2 separate regions of the Homo sapiens genome follow, and region 2 is linked to region 1. A link is a loop called in an ENCODE intact Hi-C map of the cell type or tissue named here. Cell type or tissue: endothelial cell of umbilical vein. All regions are shown on one strand.

Region 1 (8,000 bases):
GTGGAAAGGAAGGAGAAAGGAAGAAAGGAAAAGAGGGAGAAAGAAAAAGGCAATAAAGGAAATGAAAAAAACAAGATGGAAGGATGAATGGATGGATAAATGGACAGTGGATGGGTGAAAGGAAAGGAGGGAGGAAGGGAGGAACAAAGGGAAGGAGAGAGATTAGATGAACCTGGTATTTCCCAAACTCAGTTGACCACAAAACCTTCTTTGTCAAAGATACACCTGTTTATAACACTTTGGGAAAGAAAACAAAACTACTCAGCACTCTGACCCCATCGCAGAGAGAAGGACACACAGTCATAGCCCTTAGCTCTGGTCTATATACATACACTATTTTATTGATTTGCTTGCTTTTATTTTTCACCTTCTTACCTTCCCCCAGACAGCAACCACCTGATCTCACACAGGCTCAGGGCACCACATGGCGCCGGGCACCACTTTGCCGCTGCAGCTCAGCCCAGAGCCTGCCGTCGGCACCTCGAGCCCACCGTGCAGTTGCTCAGCCCGTCTGCCTCCTCCATGAGCCACGGGTCCTCAGAGCGTCAGCAGAACAGCCGGGCCCGACTGCAAAGCCCGCAGTAGCACCAGCCTCGGAGGGAAACGAGATCTTGAATGGAAACATATGGATCTGAGAGGTGTGGGAGTCTGTCTTTTTTAAATTGCATCAAACCCTTCCCTTGCCTTGAGAGCTCTATGTGTTTCAAAGGCGCTGAACGCGATGGCAGGCTGCAGTTTGCTTTTCCCTGTTCACCTGCCTTCAGAGCGCCGAAAAATAATGAACCTCTCCCCTCACCCCGCCTTCAGCCTGCACAAGGAAGACGGAAAACAAGCAGCAACCTTCTTCCTAACCGTTTAACATGTCTCGACGCCTTCTTTTCCCCCATAGAAGGAATTGGCATTTTTTTTATATTCCTCTTTTTGCAAGACGTGTTTGTGCTGTGCAGATCAAACCCCTTTATTCCCAGTTTCTTGTTGGCTCCTGTGTTCTGGAACTTCAGAATGCCGTAGTAGGGAAGGCAGGGCTGGGGCCTGCAGAAAACGAGAGGAAACACTGGCTTGCAGATAGCAGAGTTCTCATTCATTCATTCATTCATTCACACAGCAAGCATTACACACTCAGCCTGCCCAGTAACTTTCATCCACTCATCCATCCATCCATCCATCCATCCACCCATCTATCCATTCATTCATTGGGTCTCCCACTATGTGCCTAGCATTATGCCGGGCACCAGGACCAGACATTCAAGTTTCAATAACACTGTTTTCAGAGACCACACTGCAGCTTGCAGATGTGAGGCCGGCTTTATTTTTAGCAGGAAAGCTAGTGGGGAAGCTAAATCAGCACAGGCTATCCCAAGGAAAGGCTTCAATGCTTGTAGGCAAAAGTCGGAGAAGGGGATGGAGGTGAGGAGTCAGGAGTGAGAGGCGCTATGCACATTTGATTCAGGAGTCGCCAGCACCCTGCCAGGAGGTAAGAACAGCCCCATTTTGCTGATGGGAAAACTGAGGCTCAGAGACAGGAAGAGCTGGAAGCAAGCTCATGCCGCAGTAAGATGGGCACAGGTCTCTGTGTGGTCAGTAAATGACCAGAGCCACAATCATTATATAATCAGGACACGGTGGGAGGGGCATAAAGGGGGTCAGAAGCTTCGTCACATTTTACCCTTACTACGGCCCCCATGAGGGTGGGGTAGGTTTTCTTACTGCCCCTGTTTTGCAGATGAGGAGATCTAGGCTCTGAGAGGCTCAGGTTTATTTAAGGTCGCACAATTGACAAAACCAGGATTGATTTCAATGCTTCCCCCTGCCACCCCCCACCCCCAACACACAGTCAGCTCAGCCAGATTCTACCCACACATGGCAGCTTGGAGGACACTTGGAGCCCTGAGTGTGGCTTTTCCCGACAAAGCCAGCGCTCAATTATTGGGAAGTGCCTCCCCCAGCCATTTCTGCATCCATTTGAGAAAAATAAATAAAGCTGGAGTCTGACTCTGCGGTGATAAGATGACAGGGGTGGACAGAGCGGGAGGTCAGCTGGCTTTGCAATGCCCCTGGCGAGAACAGACAGCATTCCCCACCATTAATGGGGTTCCTACACACACCCCCACACCCAGCCTTGGGGAAGTGCTGCTAATTGAATCTGCATAAGAACCTAAGCCTTCACCACTCCTTCCTGTCCATTTGATCTGATTACTTTTTTTGTTATAGTAGCAATGGCTTTAGTAATGTTCAGTTATGATTAAGGGGACAGGAATCTAAGAAAGGATAGATCTGTTAAAGTCACATGGACCTTCCTCTTCCTCTCAGCCCACTCCCACCCCAGCTGGAAAAAATTTAAACAGTTTTCAGGAAATGTGGGCTCTGTGTTAGGTTAGGGCAGTAAAGACTTTGCGTGTGTGTGTGTGTGTGTGTGTGTGTGTGTGTGTGTGTGTGTATGGATCAAAAAGCCCAGATAATTCATGTTTTTCTTGGGTTGTTCCAAACTGTCTTCTTTCCTTTCCTCTTCTTCTCCTCTACCTGAGAAGATGTTATTTTTGTTTTAAATGGAGATTATTATCCTTCAAACAGAAATATTGCCTCCAAATTTGGAGTAAGCAGATAATGAGGCCACTCTGGCAATTTCACACCGATGACAAGAGAAACATCTACATGACTGATTGACAGTTGCCACGGGAAAAGCAGAACCCTCCGAAATCCCTCCTCGGCTGGCTGCAGAAGGGTGGGTGGTGCGGGAGGGGGCCGGGGCTGAGAGATGGTCTGGTCTGAGGAAGCAGGGAAGCCTGGTGGCCCTGTGACCTCTGCCCACAATCTGTGGGGTCTTCACCACCTCGTCAGACATTTGAGCTGACAACTGTGTGAAATTGAAAATTGTGGAGCTGATTAAATGATGTATTTAAGGCTTCATGAAAGGAGGAGGTGGGTATGGGAGTGAGGAGGGGAAGAGTGAGGAGAGATGAAGGAGAGGGGAAGAGGGAGGGGGCAGGAGGAAGAGGGATAGGAAAAGAGAGAAAGGAGGAGAGTGGGGAGAGAGAAGAAGAGACAGAGAGAGATTGGGAGAGGGGAGAGAAATGGAGAATGGGAGAGAGAGGCGAAAGGAGGGAGAGGCAAGGAGGAAGATGGAGAGGAAGGGAGAAAAGGAAGGAGGAAGGGGTGAACGGAAAACAGAGAATTGAGAATTTAGAAGGAGAAAGAGAAGAAGAAGGGAGGAAATAAAAAAGATGAAACATGCAGGCAGAAATGACGAAAAGATGGAGAAAAAGAAATGAGAGAGACAAATATCCCCAGGAGAGAAGGAAAAGAGGAAAAATAGCGGAGGAGGAAGGAAGAGGAAAGAGAAAGAAAGAGAGAGATGAGGGTGCAGGGAAGAGAGACGAAGAGAGGAAGGGGGCCGAGCTGGGGAGGGGGAGGCCGCGCAGACGACGCTGCCGGGAGGGCTGGTGGAGGAGCAGGAAGTCTGGGGGCTCAGATGCGCGCCCTCGGTCCACCCCCTCTCTCCCCTGTAATGTGGGGAGGGTTTATCTCACCAGGAGCAGCAGGCTCAGTCACTGATCTAATCAAATTATTCAGCATTAAAAAACTGCCAAGACATTCCAGTACTTCAGCTCCCAGAGACCCAGCTGGGATCAAATGCTAATCAACATCGCCACGATATTTATTCCCACTGTCAGGCTGCTGCGTGTTTGTTTTCCGAGGGCTGCATACTAAAGCGGAGGAGCGAGATGGATCGGCCCAGTGGCCGGGAGATGAGGAGCCGAGGACGGCAGGGAGGAGGCCAGGCAGGTGGGGAAGAGAAGGCCGGACCCAGGAGAGGCACCCACAGAGCTCACAGGGCGGGGCAATGGCCCCGAAATCACCCCACCAAAATGTCCGGCGTCCTTTTCCAAGATGCCCTCTCCTCACCTCCACTCTCATGAGTCCCATTTCAAGGCAAGTCAGCGGCGGGTCTGGACTCAGAGAGGCTGACCTTTGAACTCAGCCTCTGTGATTCCAGGTACACGGTTTAACCTCTTTGGGCTTTGTGCTTTCTCCTCTGTCGCCTGGGGCCCTAAGCCCACCCCACCAGCTAGCCAGGGATTCACTGAGAGGGAGGTGATAAAAGAAGCAGGGCCAGACGGATGCTGGTCCGGGCCCTCGCTGTGTGACTGTGTGCAGCTTACTTAACCTCTCTGTGCCTCAAGTTTTCTCCTTGGTAACTGGGGATAACAATAGTGACCAATCCCACGAGGGTATCTGTTTAAGTGAATTAATACCCAGAAAGCATATATGAGCACTCAGTATATGTTAGGAATAATTACTAGCTCTCCACATTTTTGCAAGAGTTGGATGAAATAATGCATGTAAAATATTAGCAGGGGAGCTGGAATGGATGAGATCTGATCCCGATTATCAGGATCAAAGAATGAATCAAATGCCCACACTGTCATTGCGTTCGGGTTGCTGGGCTCTTACCTCTCTCAGGGATCCCTCCCTGGATCCCAGAGGGGCCTCTGAGCCAAGATCGCAGGCCCCGGGATGCCTTCCCTGCAGGGGCAGCAGAAACCAGGAAGGACCCTCCCAGACTCATGCCTGAACTTGGCACCCTTCTCCTGGGATCCTGCCCACCCCTCGCCCCCTCCCTGAAGGTCACAGCACAGGGGGGAAGACGAATTAATTTCCTTTGTTTTTCAGAGTTTCATTTTTTAAATTACAGCCTTCCCTCCTCTCTAATAAATACTCAACAATTAAAGCTTTTTTTTCTCAAAGTGTGATTTCAACATTTCAATGTCCCTCCCCTCCTGTCACCTTCGCTGCCATAAACAGATTCGTAAAAACTGCTTTTGACGCCCCAGCTGCCATTAGCCACTTAAAATCCCGTAATTATCATCCTATCACGGGCCTGTTAACGAGCAGTAAAAATAAGGCCATTGAATATGGTAATTTATTCGTAAATTAGCCTAATGAGAATAGGTTTCAGACACTGTTTACTTGCGGGCTGCCTGCGCCAGGCCCAGGCAGCAGCGACAGGAGCTATGCCTGGGAGGGCGGCTGGGCGCCCACCGGGTGGCAATGCCCCCTCCCCATGGCTCTGCACCCATGGCATCCATTCTTGTTCCCTTCATCAAGATGGCATCTGGCTCCGTGGGCTGTGGGGACAAGTGACAGCCCTGCCTGCCCTAGCCTGGCTCCAGACAGTAAGATATGAATGTCAGGGCCTATGGTCAGTGCTGATCGCTACTGGGAAACCTTTACATGCTCAGTGACCTTGGGCATATCACTCTCTGGCCCTCAGTTTTCTCATCTGCAAAATGGGATTAATGTGCCAACTAATGAGGTTATTTTGAAGATGAAGCAAGGTAACATATAGAAATGCTTGGGACAGGGCCTAGCACAGAGTTAGGTGCTTTCTACATATATTATAGCCACTATTATGATCTTTGGGACGTTAGCCCCAGCAGATAAAATCCAGGGCTGGCTGACTTACCCTAAAAAATTATCCCTACTGGGCTGGGCGCGGAGGCTCACGCCTGTAATCCCAGCACTTTGGGAGTCTGAGGCGGGTGGATCACGAGGTCAGGAGATCGAGACCATCCTGGCTAACAAGGTGAAACCCCGTCTCTACTAAAAAATACAAAAAAATTAGCCGGGCGTGGTGGCAGGTGCCTGTAGTCTCAGCTACTCGGGAGGCTGAGGCAGGAGAATGGCGTGAACCCGGGAGGCGGAGCTTGCAGTGGGCCGAGATCACGCCACTGCATTCCAGCCTGGGCGACAGAGCAAGACTCCATCTCAAAAAAAAAAAAAAAATTATCCCTACTGTAGTGAGTGAAATAGTGCCCTCCCGCCCCCTGAAGTCACATCAACTTGGAAATTCATCATGTGATTTTATTTGAAAACAGGGTCTTGGAAGGTGTAATTAAATTAAGATCAGGTTGCGCTGGATTAGGGTGGGCCCTAAATCCAATGACTCATGTTCTTTTTTCTTTTTCTTTTCTTTTTTTTTTCTGAGATAGGGTCTCCCTCGGTCACCCAGGTCGTCAGGCTGGAGTGTGATGGCATGATCACAGTCACTGCAGCCTTGACCTCCCCAGCTCAAGCAATCCTCCCACCTCAGCCTCCCGAGTAGCTAGGACTACAGGCACGTGCCACCACGCCTGGCCAATATCGGGGTTTTTTTTAGAGACAGGTCTCACGATGTTGTCCAGGCTGGTCACAAACTCCTGGCCTCAAGCAAATGGGTGTTTTTGTAAGAAGAGGAGAGAACACACAAAAACATGAAGAAGAGGAGACAGACATGTGAAAATGGGGGCAGAGACTGGAAAGATGCGACCACAAGGTGAGGGACTCCTGGGGCCACCAGAAGCTGGAAAAGGCAAGGAAGGATGATTCCAAGGTTTTGGCCTGAATACCTGGGAGAAGAGAGGCGCCATCTTCTGAAACTTGGCTTTGGCTAAAAGTTGGGCAGAGGAAAGAGCCTGGGGTCTGAGTTGGGCTCAGCTGTACCGTAAACCAGGTGTCCAATGGTCAGTGGAGCTCTGCGAGGGCAAAGACTCTGTCCTCTCAGCTTGACCAGCATATGATGTATGTAATGAATATTTGCTGAGCAAACCACACACCAGGCACCTCGCTGGCCCTGGACCAGTTTGTCAAAGCCCCAGTCTGCCCACCAGGGCTCCAGGCTGACAAGTTCAGCAGGTATCAAAGGAAGCTTCGTGGGAAGTACTTTTACTTTCCACTGGGTGAGTCTGTGGCCTCTGAAGCCCAGAGGAGGCCCCAACCAGTCCGGGGGTCTCAGAGACGTCTTACTGGGCTTGTGGGCTTCATTCACGTGTTGATTGTTCAGTAGGGAGGAACTGCCAAGTCCCCAAGGTGGTAACGGAACACGATGCACACTAAGGCCAGCAAGTGAATGTGCCCGAGCCTCAGTTTCCTCATCTGTAAAATGGGCCCAATGATCTGTACCTCCTAAAACCTGGTGGGGCATGACTGAGATCTAGCACGTCAAGCGTGCAGTGTGGTACTAGGCTGTATGTAGCAAACAGAAGCTGCCGTTGTGGCAGCTGTGGTCATTATTAGCATTCTTAGTGATCCACCTCTTCCTCCGAGTCTGCAAAGACTGGCGGCTTGGCTAGGCATCCTGACTTCTCTGCCTCATCACCCTCTTCTCCCTCCATCCTCAACTTGTTCCAGGTCCCTTTGTCCCCTAAACATTCCACCTGAAACCAAACATGAGGCAGACCCCAAGACTCAAACCCTTAAGGAGAACTGCATTGTTCTCATGCTCCAGATGAGGAAATTGAGGCTCAGAGAGGTGAAGGGACTGCCCAGGGTTGTCCAAGCTTACTGCCCACTTTGTCTGAACCAGCCTAGTGCTCCCTTGCTCCCCTTTAATCTGGTCCCAGTGCTGCCCCAAGGATCTCCTAGCACCTGATGCAGTGATATCCAACTCAACCCCAAACCCAGACCAGGCTCGAGGCACCTGTGACTGAGCTCCAAGCTTTCTCCCAGGCTGGAGGTGGAGGCTGGAAGCACTGGATGCTAGTCCTGTCTCTGCCCCTGACTATTGCTGTGTGACTGCAGGCAAGCCTCTTACCTTCTCTGGTTCTCTGTTTATATATATATAAGTGATAAATATAAATTATGAATACTTACAGGGATTTATTATTATGGTGATTAAATGAAGAAAGCTTATGTCCACGGGGGTTTATCAACCACCTCCCAGTGCCTTGCTTAGTGTGTTAGGAATAGCAGGCAGCTGGCAGCAGGTCCATAAATTAAGTAATTAAACGAATATTTATTGAGCACTTTCTAAATGTTAAGCACTGGTGAGCCAAACAGACACAGTCCGCCTTGGGACTCACAGTCTGGTAGGGAGATGGACACTTTCTTGATTATCACTGGCTAGATGTAAACTGCACCTGTGACAAGAGGTCACATAATGGGAACATGGAACATGGTGTCATGAGCAGAAACCTGACATAGCTGGGGGTCAAGGAATGCCTCCCTGAGGCCATCATCACTGA
Region 2 (8,000 bases), 140 kb before region 1:
GGGACTTGCCTGAGACAGCTGAGTGGGTGCAAATGGCAGGCTGAATTCTTCAAAGCACCAGATTCATTTCATAACAGTATTGACCAGTGAAAGTGGAGAAAAGAGAAAAGTTTGTTTTTTTTGTTTTTTTTTTTTTTTTTTAAGACAGGGTCTGATTGTGTCACCCAGGCTAGAGGGCAGTGTTGTGATCGCAGCTCACTGCAACCTCTGCCTCCCTGGCTCAAGTGATTCTCCCCCCTCAGGCTGCTTAGTAGCTGGGACTACAGGCACCTGCCACCATCACTGGCTATTTTTTAAAAATTTTTTGTAGAGATGGAGTTTCACCATGTTGCCTAGGCTGATCTCGAACTCCTGAGCTCAAGTGATCCACCTGCCTCGGCCTCCCAAAGTGCTGGGATTACAGGCATGAGCCACTGTGCTTCGTTGAGAAAAGCTCTTTGTTAACCTCCTAATGGGTGCTTTAACCGTCTCATGTAATATTCTGTCCTTATAATGATGCTATTTTCCTCTTTTCCTGACATCTGTTGATTCTGCCAGCCCAATTTCCAATCTTCCTTCTTTATGCTAAAGATATGTTGATTTTCTTCCCGAAAAACATTCTCATGTGCTTCTAATAGGGTTGTTCTCTGACTGCTATGGGAGAGCAGGAGTCCAGCCATGGTTTAGCCCTGATTAATAAGTGCGTTCCATTCCTCTGGTATTAGTGATGGTCAGAGAGATGGGCATGTGATAAATTCCAGAAATGAGACTTGATTGCAGGACTTTAGCTGTGACTATCAGGAAAGGGCTGTTTTTTCAATGACAAGGGCTGAACAATAACAGGATGTAGGCTTAGAGTTATTGGCATCCCCTTTGTCATCATGAGGGAAGGTCCTGCCTAAGAATGAAACCAGCACAAAGAAAGCAGAGTGGAGATGAGATACAGTTCTGAGAACACTCTGTGAGCACCTAGATCCAACCATATCTGAAGCTAGTAGAGCTTTTGATTTTACAGTTCTGCGAACTAATACATTCCTCGTCTCTCACGCAAGTTGAATTGGGTTTCTGTTACTCAAATCTGAAAGGATCCTGATGCATCCAATTTTTATATGGACAATATATCACTCAGAGAAGCTAGGAAAATATACTTGCCTGGAACCACACAGCTATTTGATAGAGAAGCCATCATCAACCAAATTTTCCTGAATCCTGAATCCATAATCCCAACCACTGGGTAGTTCTGCTACTGACATTAGAGACTGTTTTTCATTGCTGTCATTGTTGTTGAAAATTTAGGATGGTAATAGCAATAAGTCAGTTGGAAGAGAATAATTAGCTACTGTTGCTGCCATGACTTTTGTACTTTATGATTCTTCCAGGCCTCACTGGTTCTGGAGGTGATGTTTGCTAATTGTGGCCACATTGACATTCAGGGGCATGCTGAACCATGTCTTGAGTTTCTTTCAAATAGCCCTCATTTGCCTTTCTATCCTCAACCACTAACCCTAAGGGCCAGCTGGAGGTAGATTTTTTAAAAATATTTTTTCTTTTCATATTTTTAATATGATTTTATTTGTAAATAGTTTATGATTCCCAAGAAGTTGCAAAAATTGTCACGAGAGTTCCTATGTACCCTTCACCCAGCCTCCCCTAATGATAATATCTTACATGACCATAGTAAAGTTATCAAAACCTGTAAATTGACATTAGTATAATACTATTAATTCGAAAATAACCTAATTTGGATTTCACTGGAGATTTGTTGTTGTTTTTTTTTGTATTTTTGTATTTTTTTTTTTTTTTTTTTTTTTTTTGTAGAGACAGGTTTTCACCATGTCACCCAGGCTGGTCTGGAACTCCTGGACTCAAGCAGGACTCAATCAAGTGCTGGGATTACAGGGATGAGCCACCATGCCCAGCCCTGGATTTCTATACTTTTATGTGAACTTTGCATGTGTGTGTGTGTGTGTGTGTGTGTGTGTGTGTGTGTGTATAAAATTCCATGAAATCCTATCATATATAAATTTGAGTAACGATTACCATGACCAAGATACACAACTGTTGATCATCACAAAAAAACTCAGGCTACCCCTGATAGCCACACCCCACCCCAACCACTCTTGGTAACCACTGATGGGTTCTCCACCATCGTAATGATGTCACTTCGAGAATGTTATGGAAATGAATCACCCAGCCCATCGCCTTCTGAGACTGGCTTTCTTTCATTTGCCATAATGCCTTTGAGATCCATCCAGGGTGTTGCATGTATTAATGATCTTTCCCTTTTCATTGCTGAGTAGTATTTCATCACATGAATGTATCACAGTTTGTTTAAACACTCAACTATTGAAGGACATCTGGGTTATTTCCTGTTTGGGGCTATCATGAATAAACCTGCTACAAACTTTCATGTATAGATTTTTGTGTGAAGATAAATTTTTGTTTCTCTACAGTAAATATCCAGGAGTGAGAATGCTGGGTCATATGATAAGTGTATGTTTAACTTCATAAGAAACTGCCCAGCTGTTTTCCAGAACATTTCCCCAGCAATGGAGTGTGGGGCATGTAACCGTCTTGTCCATCTTCTCTAGATGAGCAGTACCGCACTTGGAGATTGTCCCTGGATCACAGAAAACATACTCTTCTGCTTTAGTAACTGTACTCAGAGCAAACAGGAAATGAAATCCAGACAAGCACGGTGGCTCATGTCTGTAATGCCAGCACATTGGGAGGCCAAGGAGGGAGGATCACTTTAGGCTAGAAGTTTGAAACCAGCCTGGGCAACATAGGGAGACCCCGTTTCTACAAAAAAATAAAAAATAACAATTAATGGGGCATTGTGGAGTATACTGTCGTCCTAGCTACTTGGGAGGCTGAGGAAGGAGGATCACTTGAGCCCAGGAGTTGAAGGCTGCAGGGAGCTATGATTGCATCACTGTACTCCAGCCTGGGCAACAAGCGAGACCCTATTTCTAAAAATAAAAATGAAAGACAGACATGAAATTCAAAACTTGCATCCAAAGCCAACTTTTATTTAATTTTTTCCTCATTAGAAGCACAGTGCTTACTCACAATAAGAATATCTGGCAAAATTTAGCAAAGGATAAAGAAGAAATAAAAGTCTTCCACAACTTCACACTCAGGACAAAATCACAGTTTCAGGGTTGAAATCTCAGAGCTCATTCCAACTCCTTTAAATCTCCACATCTTGCCATCCACCCTCCCAGGTAAATGCAACATTCCCTTTTCCCTTTAGTTAAAAAAAAAAAAAAAAGTGGAAAACAAAACAAAACAAAACAAAACAAAAAAATCGGAGGGGAAATAACACCCAAGGCCTTGACCCTTTTCCTCTCCTATCGGCCTGCTCTTCAGCAAACAGGAGTTTCCTTTTACAGACCTCAAGAATAGACACGTTTCTCGTCTATTCCTGTCGCACGCCTCAAGGTTGCGCGGCCCGTTCTTATCAGCAGAAGGCACCTGGTGCATTGTGGGAGAGCCGGCTGGGTGGGAGCCCTTTCCAGAGAGGTTTCCTCCTGCTAGGCCCCTGGTCAGCCGCCTTGCTGACCCGGAGTTGATTATTGCTTCTCCTCACAACTTCCTCCTCCACCACTTTTTCTTGATTAGAGGATCCCCAACCCAGGAGAGACACCCTCTGAGAGTGTCCCCAGAAGGCCCTTAGCCAGGAGGCATTTGTAAGAAAGTTTAAGCTGTTCATTGAGGGGAGAGGGCAGCCTCTAGGGGAAATAAGAACATCCCAGGGTCCACTCAGTCCCAGCAGCGTAGACTCCAAATCTCGGCAAATGTGAGATTGGTATAGTCTTCCCAGGAGCTCCAGTGTTCTGATGATCCGAATTTTTATTTTATTTTATTTTTTTGACATGGGGTCTCATTCTGTCTCCCAAGCTGGAGTGCATGGCACAATCATACCTTACTGCAGCCTTGAACTCCTGTGCTCAAGCAATCCTCCTGCCTCAACCTCTGGAATAGCTGGGACTATAGATGTGCACCGCCAAGGCTGTCTAATTTTTTGTTTTTTGTAGAGATGGGGTCTTGCTATGTTGCCCAGGCTGATCTCAAATTCCTGAACTCAAGAGGTCCTCTGTCTCAGCCTCCCAAAGTGTTGGGATTATAGATATGAGCCACTGCACCCAGCCCGATTTTTATTATATATATATAATTTTTATTATATATAATAAATAAATAAATAAATAAATATATATATATATATTTCCCATGGTTGGGGATATTCGTTCAAGTTCATGGTGAGAATTCTAATCTGAGAGTGTTTTGCAGTTTTCAAAAGCTCAGGCCCAGTTACTCTCCCATTTCATCCTTAGAATAACCCTTAGCTGAAATTGCTATTATTTTTCCAGTTTTATAAATGAGATACAGGATGGAATAACACAGAGGGGAAAGGACTGGCTCAAGATCACCCAGCCAGGAAGTGACAGAACCAGCATTCTGAGCCAGCTACGCCTGGCTCTGACTACCGGCTATTTCCAACACCCTTCTCCTGGGCCTCAGTGTCCCCATCTGCACTAAATAGGGCTTATTCTTGATCATCTCCATGGCTCCTTCTCATCTGAACTTTTGATGACTCTGCTTCAGGATCAAATATTTGCAAAATCCAGCTCAATATGGGGCCTTGACTTCTGGAACTGAAAACGCGAACAAAGTCAGCTGAGACTTTGCCAAAATGGGAGAAATTGGCCCAGACCCACTCCATCACACACTGATCATGGCACCTGCAGGGAAGGTCAGGCAATCAGACAGGAGAGGAAGGGAAAATGAGATACCAGAGCAATGAGCTTACAGCCATTTTAGGGCTTTGGGGAAAAAAAGTCACAATTAATATGAAATATTCTGGGAGAATGGAAACTTATAACAAAAATCATCAGAAAGCTCCTTGCTTAGGAAGACCATACTTAACATTTAGCTCAAACAGTTCTAACCATCTCTCTCACATATGTGTTTATAGATGAAGAGCCATGGTTTTCAGACATGGCAGCCCCCTCATGTCCCATCATGGTTTGACTTATGCCCTTGGATGAATTCCTTCTTGTGCTCATAAGTGGCCATCTGATGTTCGTGGTGTCAGAATATTCCAGTACTTAAATACAGCGCAATATGTCAAACTAGTGCCTTAGTGATGGGTCTTTCCATAGTTTTCAAATGCTTGCTGTTATGATCAACCCAAAACTGAAATGAGATTTAGATGAAAGATATTGTAGGTACAGATCGCAATATAAATGTGTGTATAGGTAACTAGATTGATATTTAAAGAAGATTTTAACCACTGGTATCAGATTTTACCTTACACTGAGGACTGGCTTTTGGCGGGGGGTCAATGTCTTAACAGCTGATCAATTTTAAGGTGAAAGGTGGAGCCTGAGATTCTCTCTTTAACTTATGGGGCCCAACCTAGGCCGAATGGCAGGTACAGAGTGGGTTCTCTGTAATCATCACTTTCTCCTTTTTTCTTATTCCAGCCTCCCTTTGGAGACAACAAAGAGGCAGCTCTCATTGAATAATTCATTCAAAAATTCAAACAAGGACTTCACACCTCCCATGTGCCAGATTCTATTCTGCATTTGGGATGTAGCCATAAAGAAGGCAGGGCCTTCACTTCCAAGGGGCTTGCAGGCGAGGGAAAAACGCCCAGATGAACCTTGAGGTGGGGTTGAGCTGTGGTGTGAAGAGTTCATTCAAAGAGGCACGCACAAGGTCAAGGGTGACGGATGCTGCTTGGAGGTTTTGGGGGGTAGGTGGCAATGGCCAGTGAACACCTTCTAGTGGAGGAGACGCCAAAGCTGGGCTGGGCGGGAGTGGGTGGTGATAGGAATTTTCGGGAGGAAAGTGCATCTCAGAGAGATGGAAGAAAGTGGTAAATGCAGGGGACTAAGGGAAAGGGAAAGTGGCCAGGCACAGTAGCTCCTTTGCAAGTGGCAGGTGAGCAGGGCCCCCATGGTTCATTACATTCAGTAATGGAGGCAAAAATAAGATACTCACAGGAGCTGGGCTGGGAATAGATGGTGAACAGGAGTCACCCATCCTGTTTCCAGGGCCCGCTGGTGCCAGGCACCAGTGAAGGATGTCCCATGAGGGTGTGGGTTACATGTGGTCAGCTCCCGTCATTTCTCAGGAGGTGGTGAAAATCACAACTTTGATGCGAACACCTCCTTATTTTTAAATGTTGGCAAAGGATTCGATATAAAAAAATGCACTGAAATTTTACAACTACTGTAAAAACAACCCCCCACCCCCCAACCGCCGGCCCCACCCCCAGCCCTCACCTCTATCCTAAAATGCGGTTTGGCTACACAGAAGGCATCCAGGGAGATAATTCTCCCAACAGGGACCCAGTTGGCCAGCTCATTCCTGACACTTCCCCAGGGATTTGTGACATTAAAAGACACTCTCCAAATATAAGCTTCAAAAAAGAGACCTCCCCCCCTTCCATGTGGCTGGGTTTATTTTTAAAGCGAGGCTTCCTTGTCTGTGTTCAACTCGATGGGTGGAGAAAATAATTAGAATTGATTTCTCTGCACCCACTCAGGAATAGAATAGGAGGCAACTTTAGTATCTATACACAGGAGAAGAGAGGAGAAAAAAAAAAAAAGAAAGAAACTTCCTTCCAATCCGTGTCTAATTCCTTGGATAGTCTTCTCACTCCTTGGACTGTTTTAGTGGTGCCTTTTGATTACAACATTGCTTTGAAGAGACACTAATTGTACCCTGCTTACAATGCTTGTAATTATGCGTATTACATTTTGATTCATTTCCATATGTCAACACCACTACGAGATGGGGCGGGGGGGCGGTGGGTGGCTGAGAACCGCTTTTATAATCGGTTATTGTCTATGAAAAAAAATCTGCACAGAACATGAGTGAAGTGTTCTTTGTTGAAATTGGAAATAAGATTATACATAAAAGTCGTCCTCTGACATCCAGAAAATGGACAGTTTAAAATAAATTGCAGCTGCTGATCAACAAGATTGCTAGCTCCCCTTTTCCCTTTTACGTTAATGAGGGAAATACTTTTCAAGCTTCTAATAGCAATATGTTCAAGTGTGTCATTTCAATCGCTTTCTTCTTAATAAAAGATGACCCCAATATTCCCCCCTTAGTGGAAGACATTGTCCTACCCAGACATATTTGTGATTTGAGGCTCCCCGTGGAAAAGAAAAGAAGGAAAGAGTAAGGAGAGGAGGGGAGTCCCAGGAAAAGAGAATGACAAGGGTTCCTAAGGGTTCCTAAGCTTGCAGAAAGAGAGTATCCTAGTAAGAAACAGAATTGGAGCCCCTATGCACGTGCCTGTAGTCCCAGCTATTCGGGAGGCTGAGGCAGGAGAATCGCTTGAACCTGGGAGGCGGAGGTTGCGTGAGCCGAGATCGCGCCACTGCGCTCCAGCCTGGGCGACAGAGCGAGACTCCATCTCAAAAAAAACAAAAAACAAAAAACAAAAAAAAAGAATTGGAGCCTCTATGGTCTGAAGGGAGGTAACTCTGAACCAAATAATACATAAATAGTCCAAACACAAAAGTAGCCTGTAAAAGCCTGCGTGTAGGTAGGCGTCGCTTCCTGCTGAAGGCTTTTCCTGAGCACAGATACCTTTCATGCCTGAGATGAAAGGACATCTACTTCTTAGCCCACATTTCCACATGGAGGCCAGAGCAGGTTGTTGCCTGCAACTCTGGACCCTGGAAGGTGCTGAAGGTTAGCTCGGGATTGCAAATCTTGAAGGTGCGAGTGAACAGAGGGGTGAGGGCTTTGAAGCAGGATTTGCAAAGGGCTTGGGGAGGGCGTGGCTGAAAGGAAAGGACATGGGTTCAGGGTGGCCCTCTCATATCACCACTTATGCGCTGAGTGTTCTGGCCAAATCGCGCCCCCCTCCCAATTCGTATGTTGAAACTTTAACTAACTCCCTCGAGTAACTGTATTTAGAGAGAGGATCTTTTAAAAGGTAATTAAGTTAAAATGAGGTCTTTGAGGTGGATCCTAGTCTAATCTGATTGATGTTT

Evidence for each region. Hi-C counts contacts between places; a loop is a spot of excess contacts. Peaks named below come from ENCODE experiments on the same cell type or tissue, not always from the same donor. Only the 100,000 strongest peaks of a DNase experiment are listed, where the experiment ranks them.
Region 2: it touches region 1 in a loop (6-fold over the local background); 1 of 110 quality-filtered maps calls a loop at or near these places.

The regions. Positions count from the first base shown.
Region 1 is chr22:27,295,813-27,303,812 of GRCh38, forward strand. No RefSeq gene overlaps it. Among named protein-coding and RNA genes, the nearest start is that of LINC02554, 11 kb to the right of the region's middle. RefSeq lists an enhancer at 546-1,108. In endothelial cell of umbilical vein, no CTCF peak of the experiment used is centred here; DNase peaks (open chromatin) are centred at 2,199 and 3,509; H3K4me3 peaks cover 1,389 bases; H3K27ac peaks cover 1,953 bases.
Region 2 is chr22:27,151,450-27,159,449 of GRCh38, forward strand. No RefSeq gene overlaps it. Among named protein-coding and RNA genes, the nearest start is that of LINC01638, 69 kb to the right of the region's middle. In endothelial cell of umbilical vein, no CTCF peak of the experiment used is centred here; DNase peaks (open chromatin) are centred at 712 and 3,432; H3K27ac peaks cover 2,457 bases.